4 separate regions of the Homo sapiens genome follow, and all the other regions are linked to region 3. The links are chromatin contacts, found by Hi-C in ENCODE. All regions are on one chromosome and are shown on one strand. The core of a region is the stretch at or near the end of the contact, and the rest is flanking DNA. Distances in the headings are between cores, read along the strand shown.

Region 1 (3,232 bases), core at 655-3,154, 2.0 Mb after region 3:
ATGGCCTAACAGGAGCTCTTCATTGCCTCCACACCACTCTTCTCTCAAGGAGCAGCAGTACTGCCCTCGCAGGGCTCAAGTCAACCCCTACAACACCCTGGACTCCACTCTTCACATTACCCTGCCACTGCCACTCCATCAGTGAGACTGTCTGCTCTCCCTCTACACAGTCACGTCTCTCTAGTGTCACCACCCCACTGCCCTCTCTTGTGCAAACCTCTGCCACTTCTCCTCTGACACACTACTGTAGCCACAAGCCTTGCCTCCCTGCCTGCACCCTGATCACACCTTTCATTTTCCAGGGCAGTGAAGTAAGGTCTCAACACATCAGCATAATCATGTCACTTTTCTGTTTGTTTTTCTGCCATCTGGTAGCACAGTAGCAGTGAGCCACCCTTGGCTATGCAGAGGAGGGTGACACCCAGGGGATGGTGTGAGGGGAAGGAACTTAGGTCCCCGCATATCCCCTGATCTGGGTACCACCAGCCCTACGCCTATATTTAGTGACCCTGGGCTCCACCCCACTGGACTGCTCACGTCCATGCTGTTCTGTGCAGGAGAATCAAACTTCCATCTTGTTAGGGCCAGCGTGCTTTGAAGGCTCTTGGTTACAAAAGCACCCTAACCTGCTATATTACTGTACTATACTATTACTATACTACATTACTATACCATATTATTACTATATTACTGGGGTAACCTGCACCCTAGTAATATAACAATTGGTACCTGGAGGAGGGGTGCGGCTGTGATAGAAACCTAAGTGGTACTGGCTTCACGGCCAGGCAGTGAGTAGTGAGGAAAGAGATGGTGCAGGGTAGAAAGCTAGTCATTCCCGCTACGCAGTAAAGACATCTAAAAAAATGCTGCCTGTATTAACTGGGAAGACGGATCCTGCACTTACCAAGCCTGTGTAGCTCTAGAAGAAAAAAAAAAGCAAATATGCGGTATGTTGGCTGCTCACTGCTGCCCCTAGCGAGGAACTTTGAAATAAACGAGGTTAAGTAAGAACTGGCCAATTTGCAAGCAGAGGTGGAAGATAAAATACAGGAATGCCAAGCAGCTCTGTCTTCCAGCTCCAATCCTGCAGTACTTCTTTCAGTGCCCCTAAGACGCTAAGCTCCTTCCTCCAACACTGTTTTTTGTCACCTCCCATCCTGCCTACCCCCGGTCATCCTTCAAGTCTCACACATACCTGACTTACCCACGCACCCTGGGATCTTGTGCAAGTCTCCCCATTACCATCTCATCTTACCCTCTGCTCATCAGTTAATGGACTCAGCCCAAGAAGCACTAACACGCTCAATGCCGGGTAATTTTCTGCGCGTGTTCGCTCCCCACGTACTCGTCCCCCAACACCCAGCCCTGGGCCTGGCACGTGGCAGGCGCTCAGTGAACGAGACTCAGGAACAGTCAGGTGTAGACGGCAGGAGAAGACATGACACGGATACCAAGCACCCGAGGTCCTGCAATGAGTCTCGGCCCATGTTTTAGGGAGCCTGGGTCTGGAGCCCCAGTGAGCGTGTGGGTCAGGAAGGTGCCCGAGCTCCGCGCCCGACCGCGCAGGCGCGAAACCGGGAGAGCGGCGTCACAACCCCGCCCTAACAGGCCACGCCCATCACTGGCCACGCCCTCCCAGGGACGTACGCGAGCGTGCGAGTGTCTTGGGCCAGGCCTCCTCACAGGCAGGGCCGCGCCGGCAAAAACGAGGCGCGGTGGGAACCCGCCCAGGGGCCATCCGCCCTCCCGTCCCTAACGCCCAGGCCCCGGGGGCTCACCACGTCCCCCGGAACCTGCAGATCCTCCGCCCTCCGCTGTCGCCAGCGGCCGAGCGCTAAGCTGTCCATGCAGCCCCAGGGTCAAACCCTCCCGGCATCTCAGGCCTGGCCGAGGCCCGCGCACCACGCCCCCTTCCGCACAAGGCCCTGGGGAGCCAATAAGGAGAGGGAGGGGCGGGACGCCGCGGGAAGCGCGAGAGCACCAAGGCGAGGACCGCAGGCAGGAGTAGCAGAGACCAGAGTCTTCTGAGACTATTGGGATGCTGTGGGCGTTGTCCGTCTGCCCCAAGTCATTACTTCGCAGAGAGGTCCCTGCATATCTCTGCTTGTCGCTTCTCCCTTCACAGGAGCAGCCGTGGGGCTCTAAAGAAAGCATTCTTTCAGGATCCCGCCAAACTTTTGACAACACCCCGTGGATCGGCTGGAGGAGCGCCCGCCTCCTCTGTCTTATGATTGGTTGTTAGGCCTCGTGGGGAGCCGTCTCCCTGTGGCTGGTTGGCTAATAGATGGCGCAGCGGGTCAATTAGCTTGAGCGAGACAGCGGGTGTTTCTGGGAGTTGTGGTCCGCAGGGCTGCCTCGCTTCCGGGTGGGAGCTGCTGTTGCCGCGGTGGGAAGACGCAGAGCTTTCAGGCCAGCCCCGCGCGGCTCACGGCTTTTGTGGCTGGTGGCTGGTGGCTGCTGGTTGGGAGGCCCCGGAAGGACTTCTACTCCTCCGTAGGCTGGAGGGCACTAGGAGGTCGCAGGTGCTGAGCTGCCGGGGCCTTTGGGCTGTGCTGAAGGGGAAAAGCGCAGCCACTGTCGGGAGTGTGTGCTGTGGAGGCAGTTGCCGCGGTGATGTTCGCTCCGCCTGGCCCCTGCCGGGGATTCAGCCAACCAACCCTCAACAGCCGGCGGCGGCTCAGTCTCTGGCCCGGCGCGGTGCTGAGCACCACTGAGCCCTCATCTTAGGGCACCGAGGCCCGGACTCCTGCAGCCGCATGTCCAGGCCCCTCCTGCCTTAGCACGGAGCTCCCTTGACTGCTCCAAACAGCCCAGACTGGCGCCTTTTTTGGATAAATTAAAACGGGGCCAATCCGTTGCCAGCGATTGGCTAACGATGGGTACACGACCTAGTACGGGCCAGGGAGAAGTAAGCGAGGTCTGTTGAGGCAGAGTTTCGGGAAAGATCTTCTAGTTAAAAGGGGAGTTGGGTGGGTGGGGGCTGTTTTCTTCCTGTTGTCCTTGCCCAGTGTAAGTTTCCTGGAGCTGCAGCAGCCTTTTTGTCACCATGAGGGCAGCTGGTGGGAACCCTAGGAAAGCAGGAAATCACCTAGAGCCGGAACAGCCTGAGCCTCTGAACCAACCCACAGCTGACTACCCGTCACTTTGTCGTGTCTCTGTGATTTGAGTCCATCATTCTGCTGCAGTTGAAGGTATCCTTTGACAAAGCCCTGTTCTTAACCATTATGGTGAA
Region 2 (3,163 bases), core at 277-2,776, 3.0 Mb before region 3:
TACCCCACACGTCATGAGGCCTGTGGCACCCCGATGGGGACTGAGCATTCACTCTTCTGCCCACGTGAGGAACCAACAAAAGCTGGCAAGGACACCCCAGGATAACACCCAAACACGTCGACTCGTGCGAAAGGCCTCATGCACGATCCTTTCTTGCTGTGGCAAAACCGTTAAGTTTCTCTCAACACACACAAAACCGAAGTAAAATGCTCATCCTCTGGCTCCCCTACAGTAGTAAAAATTAATTGCCACATAAAATTGCTGATTCCTACCAAATGAAGCTGTACGATTTATCAGCTCATGGATGGCGCAAACTCAATGGTGGTTTAACTACATCACCTGAGTTATTGCTGTGTTTTCTCTCAGTGACAGCTTTACGGGGAATGTAAGTTTTGCGAATTCATTCATGTAGGACAAACTTCCAAAGTAAACAAAAGCATTAAGCAGACACAGCTCTCCCGTGGCTATGTCACAGCGATTCTCAAAGCCACAGGGTGTCTGGGCAAGAAGGGTGGACACCCCGTGTAGGGACCCCTGCAGCAACTCCATCAGGCACGGTTTTCCCCCACCCCCAGGCTGCAGTGCCACCTTCCAGGGGTGCTCTCTGCTGAAGCCCTCAACCCCCCGCACCCCAACTTTAGAGGCCATCGTAATTTAATTATCCAACTCCAATTCCACATAGGAATCCAGTTATTTAAAATGCATTAAAAAAATAAATCACTGCCAGTAGGTTTTGTATTTTTGGCCAGGACAAAGAATTTATAAACAGCTTATATATATGGTGTGGAAGACAGTTAGATGGTGAATACCTCAGGGAACACCATAGTCTCCTCGGTTTTCACCAGAGTTTGCCTGGGAGCCGGGACATCCCTATCATTTTATGGGCTATTTCTGTTTTCTTCATCATTTGTCCCCTGTCCATTAGACAACAATGGATTGATCTTTTTCTAATCTGAATTAGGCCAGGCACAAACAGGTAAGTTACCTTCCGGTTTCCATAATTACGGGAACAGGCAAGTACTTCTTCCAAACTCAGGCCTTCAGAGAAAAATAACTGTGGTGGGAGGGGTGCAATCCCTGGGGAAACAGCGTTCTTGGTGAGGACAATGCTGAGGTCACCCATCGGTCTCCGAAGAATAGCAGTTCTACTTCTCAAGGGAAGAGAGCCCCAACTCTAAGAATTTCAGGTACATGAAAAAAAAGTGCCACAATCCATTGTCCAAGTTTGCCTTATGTTCTATTTATAGTCAGAGTGCGTGCTCTGAATCTGTTTTAGAATCATGTTCTTCAGGACAACTTGAAATAAAAATCAGAGAAGTTTAGTTTCAAAAAAGGCAGAGAGGTGACTATCCACCCAGGAGACTTCACCCATTCCCGCCACGCCAGTGTCCCCAGTCAGCCTTGACCCTGCTTCCCTGACTGTGTAGTGAGATGTGGGGATTCAGCCCAAGGCTTGTGGTTAAAGACAGAGGAAGAAAAGACAAAGAATGAAACCTTTCTGGTTTGGTGACTTAGCTCAGAGCTGGTCTGGCTCTTCTCTACTTTCTTGCCAAGTTTTGCATATTTGGGATTTCAGTTTCACAAGCTTCCCCACCTCACTGGTTTTACTGCTTAACGAGCAGAGAATATGCTCTAATGATTATCTGAAACACACCCACAGGTAACCACAACTGTTTCACACAGAACAGGAAATGCCCAGCAAAGAAACTCTCACTTGATGATGAAATGTTTGCCACTAGAAAATACATCGTACTGTCCCCATTCCATGGGCTCCCCAAACCACTCTGCACAAAAACTGTGGTTGCGGAGGGGCTGCTTGACAGACTGTTCTTTGACTGGGCTCTTCAGGTTCCAGTCTTTCCAGGGAGGTCCAGCCATCATCAGATCCAAATGGAAGTCTTGCAACTGGGGCACTCTGCTTGAACTCAAATGCCCCCAACAAGAGCCTTGTTCTCTTTGTGATGATTTCCTGTGCTGCACACATGAATCTGTGCTTTTCTCAATGTGCACTTTTTAAAAAATTGAAAACAACCCAAGGATGAGTCAACATTTTAATGCAGCTCATACCTGACTGTCAACTTCAGCAAAATAAAGGGAAGGAAGAGCAAAGCCCGCAGGGGCTTTGGGGAAGGCGAGGTGGCGAAGGGAAGAGGCAGGATCCGGCTAACAAATGCCAGTATCAGGGAAATACCAAGTCCACATCCTGCGCAGTCAGCTCCCCAGGATTTGTTTTTGTGGGTCTCTGAGCTGAGAGCTAAGGGGGCCGGAGGGAGAAAGTGGGAGGTAAAGTTAGAGGAGGGACTCACTGTAGGAGCACACTGCCAGCTCTTGTGGCCAGCCCCAGTGGAAAAGAAATCCCACTAAATTTACATCCATTCGTGCTCCATATGAAGAAGCTGAGGGTCACTGTCCTCTTCTAGCTATTTCATTCAGCTGGCTTTCCAGTCTATCAGAAAAATGCCATCATCGGCTGGGTGTGGTGACTCTCACCTATAATCCCAACACTTTGGGAGGCTGAGGTGGGCGGATAGCTTGAGCCTAGGATAGCTTGAGACCAGCCTGGGCAACATGGCGAAACCCTGTCCTAAGAAAAATACAAAAATTAGCCTGGCTTGGTGGCATGCGCCTGTAATCCCAGCTACCCAGGTGGCTGAGGTGGGAGGATCGCTTGAGCCCAGAAGGCAGAGGTTACAGTGAGCCCTGATTGTGCCATGGCACTCTAGCCAAAAAAAAAAAGCCGTCATCTTCTTGATGGTGAACTCCCTCTAATGCTCAGGCTGATGTCCTAACACCCAGGACAACGTCTGAGTGACCAGTGGCTCTTGGCTGAGGGATGTGAGCTATGAGCCCCTACATCACAGCTTCTGTTAACATGGCGATGGCTAGGCACAGGCAGCCACCCCTCTACCAAGCCACATCCCAAATCCTAACCCCAGCAGAGCCAGAGACTCAATGCTTTGTGTCACATGGAGCTACCAACATCAGGACCAGCGAGAAATCGGGAAAACATCAAGTCAGAACGTCCCGTGCCTTCTAAGCAGTCAGGTGCATGCACCATGCTAGGTGAGTGCAGGGCAGGAACGGAAGGCAAGCAGGGTGCGCAGATGTAACGGGGGAAGCAGGCACGGCCAAGCACCCTAGAAAGTGCTGTCATGTTTCGTAC
Region 3 (3,132 bases), core at 569-3,068:
ACTGCCAGGGGCCTGGCACATTCTGCTATTCTTGCTATGTAATGACCCAGCAGCCCCCATCCTGGATGCTGAAATCCTACCCTTGTCGTCATGCCACAGCTGAGACAGTCAGTGTTCACCAAAGCAGGTGCATTCTCTCTCAGGACACTAGTGTTCTCCATGGGAACGCTGAGGAAGAACATCTCTGCCATCCCTGGTGTCGCTGTGAAGCTGCTTTTGCCCTTCCCAGGAGCTGACACTGCAGATGAAGAGACAGCACTGTGATTTCTGGAAGAGACAGCACTGTGATTCCTGGTCCTAATATCTTGGCTTTGTTTGGGTTTTTTTTCCAGATGACCATTCTAGGGTGATTCTGAGCCAACTGGATGGAATTCCCTGTTCAGACTACATCAATGCTTCCTACATAGATGTAAGTGGGCAGAGGTTTCTTGTTCCCCTGGCCCAGCTGGGGCATGAGCAGTAAGCACTTTCTTGTCTGGTGCCCGGAGTGTAAATTGTCACAACCTTTCTGGGCAGTTTGGCCACAAGCACAAAGGGTACGGAACTGCCCGTGCTTTACACACTGGCATCAGCATCTGGGAATTTGAATTCAAGAGACAGAGATGATCACAGAGGATGTTCACTACAGCATTATGTATATTCCTGACCAAATAGAACAGGGAGCATGGGTAGTTAAACAGATTGTGGTAAAACCATGTGCAGTGGACTATTAGAACTTGATTTGTATTAATCTTTAAAAGATCATTTAATATCAATTATAAAATTCCCATTAAAAATACAACATAAAATAAATTGTACATGTTCACCCAATTAGAGGACAGAAATGTCTGCATGTCTGCTTGTGGGTGAGTCTGGGAAAGGTTTGGCAGAAAAACAGACTAGAGAGGGGACGTATGAAGTAGGATTTGTTATTTCTGGAATTGCTGGTGAGTTTTCTTTCCTTCTTAACCTTTTCCTGTGTTTTGCAAATTTTCCATGGTGAATATGTACTGCTTTCCTAACAGCAACACCAACAAATCCTTTCAGCAAAGATAATTCTGAAAAAATATAAATCTGATGTTATTTTTTCTAGGGTTACAAAGAGAAGAATAAATTCATAGCAGCTCAAGGTAAGCTTTTTATTAATTTCTCAACGTATTTTTGGTAACGTGAATAGCTCTTATTTCCTTCTCTGTATGCCAACAAGACCAAGGACTTATACTGGATTTGTGTGTGTGTGTTTACACCTAACAGACACGTTAGATATCCATTCACACAACGGATATGTGTAGTCAGAGAAACACACACTTATTCCCACACCTATATGGTGTGAACACAGGGCACGCAATGGCCCCGGCTGCCATTCCAGCTTGTTAATACTTGCGTCAGATAACCTTGAATTTCTCTCAGCTGGCTGAGCCCTACATGGCTCCCCAAGTTTGGGCGAGGGGTTAGTGGGGTGAATAGCTTTTCAGATCAAGGCCATAACTAAGAATATACTTCAGCTGTGAAAACGTGCCCTTCACCTTGCACAGGGCTACCTTGTGTGTTGAGTACTGAATCCAGCATCACTCCGTTCCACCAGAGGTTGTCATCTGCAGGACCTGGTGTACGTGCGGTTAGATATCAGTGGAGCTGAAACCAGATTCCTCAGACTTCCTCACTCTTAGGCCAGGAGTCTTTAGGGCAATGAGCTCTGAAAGTCAGCGTCCATCAAAATCACCTGGGAAGTTGTTACAAATGCAGAATCTCTAAGAAAAAAGGACACACATGTGCACACGCAGAGGCCATCAGGAATGTGCCCAGCTGGAAACCTCAGGAAACCTGACGATCCTGGCTGAAGCAGATGAAAGCATGTGTTTCTCTCTTGCCAGCAGACACCCACAGGGAGCTAGCCCACGGCAGGACAGCAGCAGGGCCAGGGGCTTCCTTATCTCCCCGCCCATCCCCCTCAGCACGTAGCACTTAGCTCGGGACTGCAAAATAGCCGCAGCTCAGACAGGAAGTGGATAGGGGCAGAGGACTTTCTCCTAGTGACACTTTGTCTGTTGTTCACATCCCCCTCCCGAGGGACTTTAGCTCATATCGTATTGGACAGCACCATGCTGAGAGTAAGATTTTGACAAAGAGGAGGGGATTGGGAATGCAGGGTGAGGCTGGCCAGTCTCTGCCTCTCGCAAGGCTTTCACCAGCTCTCCCACACTTGGCTGTAGACCCAGCCCTCATCTGAACCCTGCTTCTTACCTGTGAACGTCATAACTCAACCTGGGCCCAATTATCTTGCCCACTGAGGAGTTCCTAGCTGGAGTGGGTGAGTGGCAGGACAGGCAGCCCCTACCGGTTCCGGAACGCTTCAGGGCATGACGTGTGTGTCCCCAACAAGCCTGAGAAGGGAGTGAACAGCTGTCCAGGGGCCAACGGCCAGGGTGCCGGGGCTGGGACCCCAAAGGGACTTCCCTTCATGCCTTTTGACTTCGAAATTGTCCTCTACACACAGGTCCCAAACAGGAAACGGTTAACGACTTCTGGAGAATGGTCTGGGAGCAAAAGTCTGCGACCATCGTCATGTTAACAAACTTGAAAGAAAGGAAAGAGGTGAGTTCCAGGCATCTGGCCCCGGTATCACTTCCTTTCAGCTGCTGCTGCCGGGCTGGGGATGTTCTTACCACTTCCTTTTCCTACTTCCCTCCCTTCCTCCCACTATCACTGCAGAAAAAAACCCAAACACATGCAGTGGCTTACAGCATTTTCTTCACGAAACAAATCCCCTGTGTCCCCAGCATCTCACTGTTATCTAATCTGTGATAACACAATGACACAAGAGTTTCCTTTTTTTCCCAAGTAAGAGTGGCCCCCGGCTGGCCCCATGGCTCTGCCTGCCTGATGAGAGACATGAATCTTAGAGTTTTAGGATGTTGAGCGTGTCATGCGGCAGAGCTCAGGCTAGAAATGAACATGATTTCGCGCTTATTATCCAGACTAGAGAAATGCTTTTGGAAAACGTTGGTATATTGAAGAAATGTTGATTTGTCATCCGAATATATTTAATTAGCTGTTTCTAATTCAAAAAAGGATGCATGTACGTTATAAGAATTTGAATCATTGACAAAGAAGAAAAGTTGAACTGATTCGTTTCCTAATGTAACAAGTACT
Region 4 (2,990 bases), core at 77-2,576, 2.0 Mb before region 3:
TGTCACTCTTTTCAGACCCTTAGTAGTGATCACAGGGGGCTCTAGCTAGAGTTCTGGTGTCTCATAACAAAGTTAATTAAAGTTAATTTAAAAAGTGAACAGCAAAAATCTTGAACTATAATTTCTAGTTCCATAAAGTGAATCCATAAATCTTCAATACATCAATCTATGAAACTGAACATTTACAGGGCCCCCACACTGAACCTGCTGAACTCCCCAGGGTTGCTCAAGCCAGAGGCCCGGGCAGTGACTGACTCCATTTCCCTCTTCCCCAGGACCAGCACGAGCACCGTGTCCTGTGTCCCCTCCTGTTGGCCCAGTCCGCACTCTAGAATCTGAGCCCAGGCCAGTCCACACTCCTCTAGATCTTCGCACAGCCAGCTATCTCGGCTTCAGAATGCATGTTTCCCTCGCCCCCTTCAGACCTCAACAGATGCAGGGTCCCCAGGAGCCTTCCTGACAACCCCCTGCCGCTCTGTGGGGGTTGCTCCCCTCCCATGATGCCCTCTCTCCCTGCAGTCGTACCCCTCACTTATGCCATGTCATTCTTGCTTAATGTCTCTCCAGGACCCAGGAGAGTGGCTGGTGTGTGGCAGACACACAAGTACTTGTTTAATGAGCCCCTGAGCCATGGCCAGGCCAGGGAGCAGTGAGCCATGCTTGCTCATGGCCTGCCTTGATTTTATATATGTATGAACAGGGTGGAGGCAGCGGTATTTCAAATGCACTCTATTTTATGCAGTAATGGCCACGGGGGATGGAGTTAGGCTCTTACATTGTTTTCACTTTTTAACATTCTTACTTGTTAAATGAAGGGTTGGTGACTCTGTGGGTTCCCTGGCTTTCTGCAAACCCTCAAACCTGAGTACTGCTGGTCACGCATGTCCACAGCAAAGAGCCAGAGTTCACCGCCCTTTCTCCTACCTTCTTCTCCAGTTTGTTTCATTGCCATTCAGTTTGCTTGGATGGAGATGGAATGGGTGGCAGGGTCTCTGATAAATTAAAAACTAAAACCCTGCTATTTTCATATAATAAATGCTAAAAGCCATATCAGAGCATTAAGTTGCAGCCAGAGACCAGTCATCAGGGCTGCCAAGGCTGAGGTGTCACTGGGGAAAGGGGACACTGGGCCCAACCCTTGCTTCTCCCCCACTGCTGTGGAGGCTCAGTGAAAGGCCAGACTTTTGAGTCCTCTTCCTCCTTGCTGCAGGGCTGGGGCCTGCCAGAGTGGTAACCTGCTACTCTCTCAGGAGCAGCACTGAAGCATGTCCATGTTTTAGCAGAAGCTCAACCAGGAAGTCGCTGCCCTTCCTTGCACTGTTTCTGCAGACGTGCCTGGTAGGCTGGACTTCCCCTCCTGAGCCCCGAGAACTGTGTTGTGTCTGTTGTCATGGAAACGATGGCAAAGCCACAGAGTCAATGCTGCCAGTCACAGGAGGCCTTGGGGACGCGTGACCTCCTCTGCAGCAGCACTGGTCACGGTCTCCATGTCATGGGAGGGCTCAGATGAGTGTCAGTGAGGCAGTAGACGCATGCTCCTGCGATCCCACGGGCTCCTGGCCCTGGCCGCGCTCCCTGTTGGACTCTGCAGCTTCCTGCCTTGCTTCTTTCCCTCGAAAAGAGGCATCATTTAGACTTGCCCCTGAATTGCCCAATAAGAACTCAGAGAAAACAGCACCGCACCAGTAAACCATTTCTAAAGGTCATCCGAGGAGAAATGGCCACGAGTTCAAGCACAGCTGCTACTAAGAGCTTCTTGGGGGACAGGCAGACCTGTGTGTGTGTAAATCTTAGCGAGATCACATTAGGCAAATTACTTAACTTCCCTGAGCCTCAGGTCCTAGGTATGTGAGAAAAGAATCATACCACCTTCTTCAGAGTTGTATAAGGAGGGGATGACATCATGGGCATAAAATGCACCACACAGCACCTGCACACATCATTCCATATGCAAAAGCTGTTGCAATGACTCCCACTGCTGCCGTGACTGTCACCTTTACTAAGAGGTGGGTGTCTTTCCAGTAAGATTTTTAAAAGGCATTAAACTTCACACCTTGTCACCCTACCACACAGATGTCGGCCTTTACAAAGTACTTTGATACAGTGATGACATTCATACCCATTCAGCAGTTCACTATAGAAATGACCTTAGTTAAGAAAAGTGTCGCAGGCTAAGGAACTGGCAAACTCAGCCACTCAGTCAAAGCAGAGAGCAAGGAGCCTCAGAGAAGATCGGGCAGGGATGAGAGGGGCATCTGGAAACTGCGGGAGACCCTAGGCTGTGTAGACCCATGTGGGGTCCCCACTGGGTTTCTTGTTGGCTCTACCTGCACCCATGCTGACAGCTGGCGAGCCCACCCGCCCCCAGGTGCTCAGCCTCCTCCCACCGGGATGCAGGGGCTTCACTGACCTGCTTGCCGGATGGGGCCGCTGTCTGTGCTTCCTCCAAAGCCAAACTTGTCACAGAAGGGAGGTGCCCAGTGGGCCTCGCAGTGGCAGTTCTTCCTGTTGTTGCACACCTTTCAGGGCAGAGGGGAGGGACGTGGGGTTAGGGCATATGCTCTGTGCATCACCACAGCAGAAGCAAGGGGGGCCATGGTCAGAGCCCCCCCCCAACACTGACACAGCCAGACTCAGCACACGCCATGGTGCGAATAAGCCCAAAGCCGGCACTACACACCACACAGGGGCGACCAAACCTGAGGCTGTGAAGATGCATCATCTGCCTATTAGTGGCTGTAAAGAGAGTGATGAAGATTATTTGGGTTCATCAGCTTGCCTCCCCCACCCACCTCACTTCCTTCTCCATCTCCCCATCTTCCTTTTTCAATCTGGAAAACTGTCTGACCATGAGGAGAAGCCCCCTCAGCAGTGAGGAGGGACCGTGCTTTGGGGCTACAGACCCAGAGCCCTGGGGCACCGCGGGACCTGACAGATGCTTGGCGCATCCCTGTCTCCTTCAGACAGAAGGCTCAGAGAGGCTGGTGACT

The links. Hi-C counts contacts between places; a loop is a spot of excess contacts on that map. Pooled maps may share reads with other maps.
Region 1: a loop to region 3 is called in a map of B cell, with 6 times the contacts of the local background. The contact joins the promoter of C10orf143 here to the promoter of AS-PTPRE in region 3. A Hi-C loop is called at or near these places in 1 of 168 maps with a recorded cell type or tissue (B cell), 2 of 37 single-sample maps with no recorded cell type and 7 of 50 pooled maps.
Region 2: a map with no recorded cell type shows a loop between it and region 3 (10-fold over the local background). The contact joins the enhancer-like site here to the promoter of AS-PTPRE in region 3. A Hi-C loop is called at or near these places in 4 of 37 single-sample maps with no recorded cell type and 3 of 50 pooled maps.
Region 4: a map of B cell shows a loop between it and region 3 (31-fold over the local background). The contact joins the enhancer-like site here to the promoter of AS-PTPRE in region 3. A Hi-C loop is called at or near these places in 1 of 168 maps with a recorded cell type or tissue (B cell), 1 of 37 single-sample maps with no recorded cell type and 6 of 50 pooled maps.

Annotation. Positions count from the first base shown.
Region 1 is chr10:130,108,926-130,112,157 of GRCh38, forward strand. C10orf143 (chromosome 10 open reading frame 143) reads right to left here and starts at 1,905. Exons shown (of 4, transcript NM_001355042.2): 1 at 1,779-1,905. The coding sequence starts at 1,847. LOC102724883 (a long non-coding RNA gene) reads left to right here and starts at 2,368. Exons shown (of 3, transcript NR_188169.1): 1 at 2,368-3,191. RefSeq lists enhancers at 110-369, 960-1,069, 1,230-1,409, 2,270-2,599, 3,080-3,209 and a silencer at 1,600-1,979.
Region 2 is chr10:125,063,350-125,066,512 of GRCh38, forward strand. All of the region lies in intron 2 of CTBP2 (C-terminal binding protein 2), which reads right to left. Among named protein-coding and RNA genes, the nearest start is that of MIR4296, 32 kb to the left of the region's middle. RefSeq lists an enhancer at 1-231. Within about 2 kb of position 1,527, at least 15 of the 41 ENCODE cell types and tissues checked have a DNase peak (open chromatin) inside an H3K27ac peak, as active enhancers do.
Region 3 is chr10:128,060,607-128,063,738 of GRCh38, forward strand. AS-PTPRE (lncRNA antisense to PTPRE protein-coding gene) reads right to left here and starts at 1,819. Exons shown (of 3, transcript NR_136150.1): 1 at 1,521-1,819; 2 at 81-238. PTPRE (protein tyrosine phosphatase receptor type E) reads left to right here. Exons shown (of 21, transcript NM_006504.6): 8 at 333-409; 9 at 1,073-1,109; 10 at 2,477-2,574. RefSeq lists enhancers at 1,362-2,561, 1,893-1,942, 2,353-2,562, 2,902-3,132.
Region 4 is chr10:126,040,630-126,043,619 of GRCh38, forward strand. ADAM12 (ADAM metallopeptidase domain 12) reads right to left here. Exons shown (of 23, transcript NM_001288973.2): 18 at 2,411-2,519. Among named protein-coding and RNA genes, the nearest start is that of FANK1-AS1, 69 kb to the left of the region's middle. RefSeq lists an enhancer at 2,285-2,942. Within about 2 kb of position 1,327, at least 19 of the 41 ENCODE cell types and tissues checked have a DNase peak (open chromatin) inside an H3K27ac peak, as active enhancers do; they include B cell, where a contact is called at or near this core.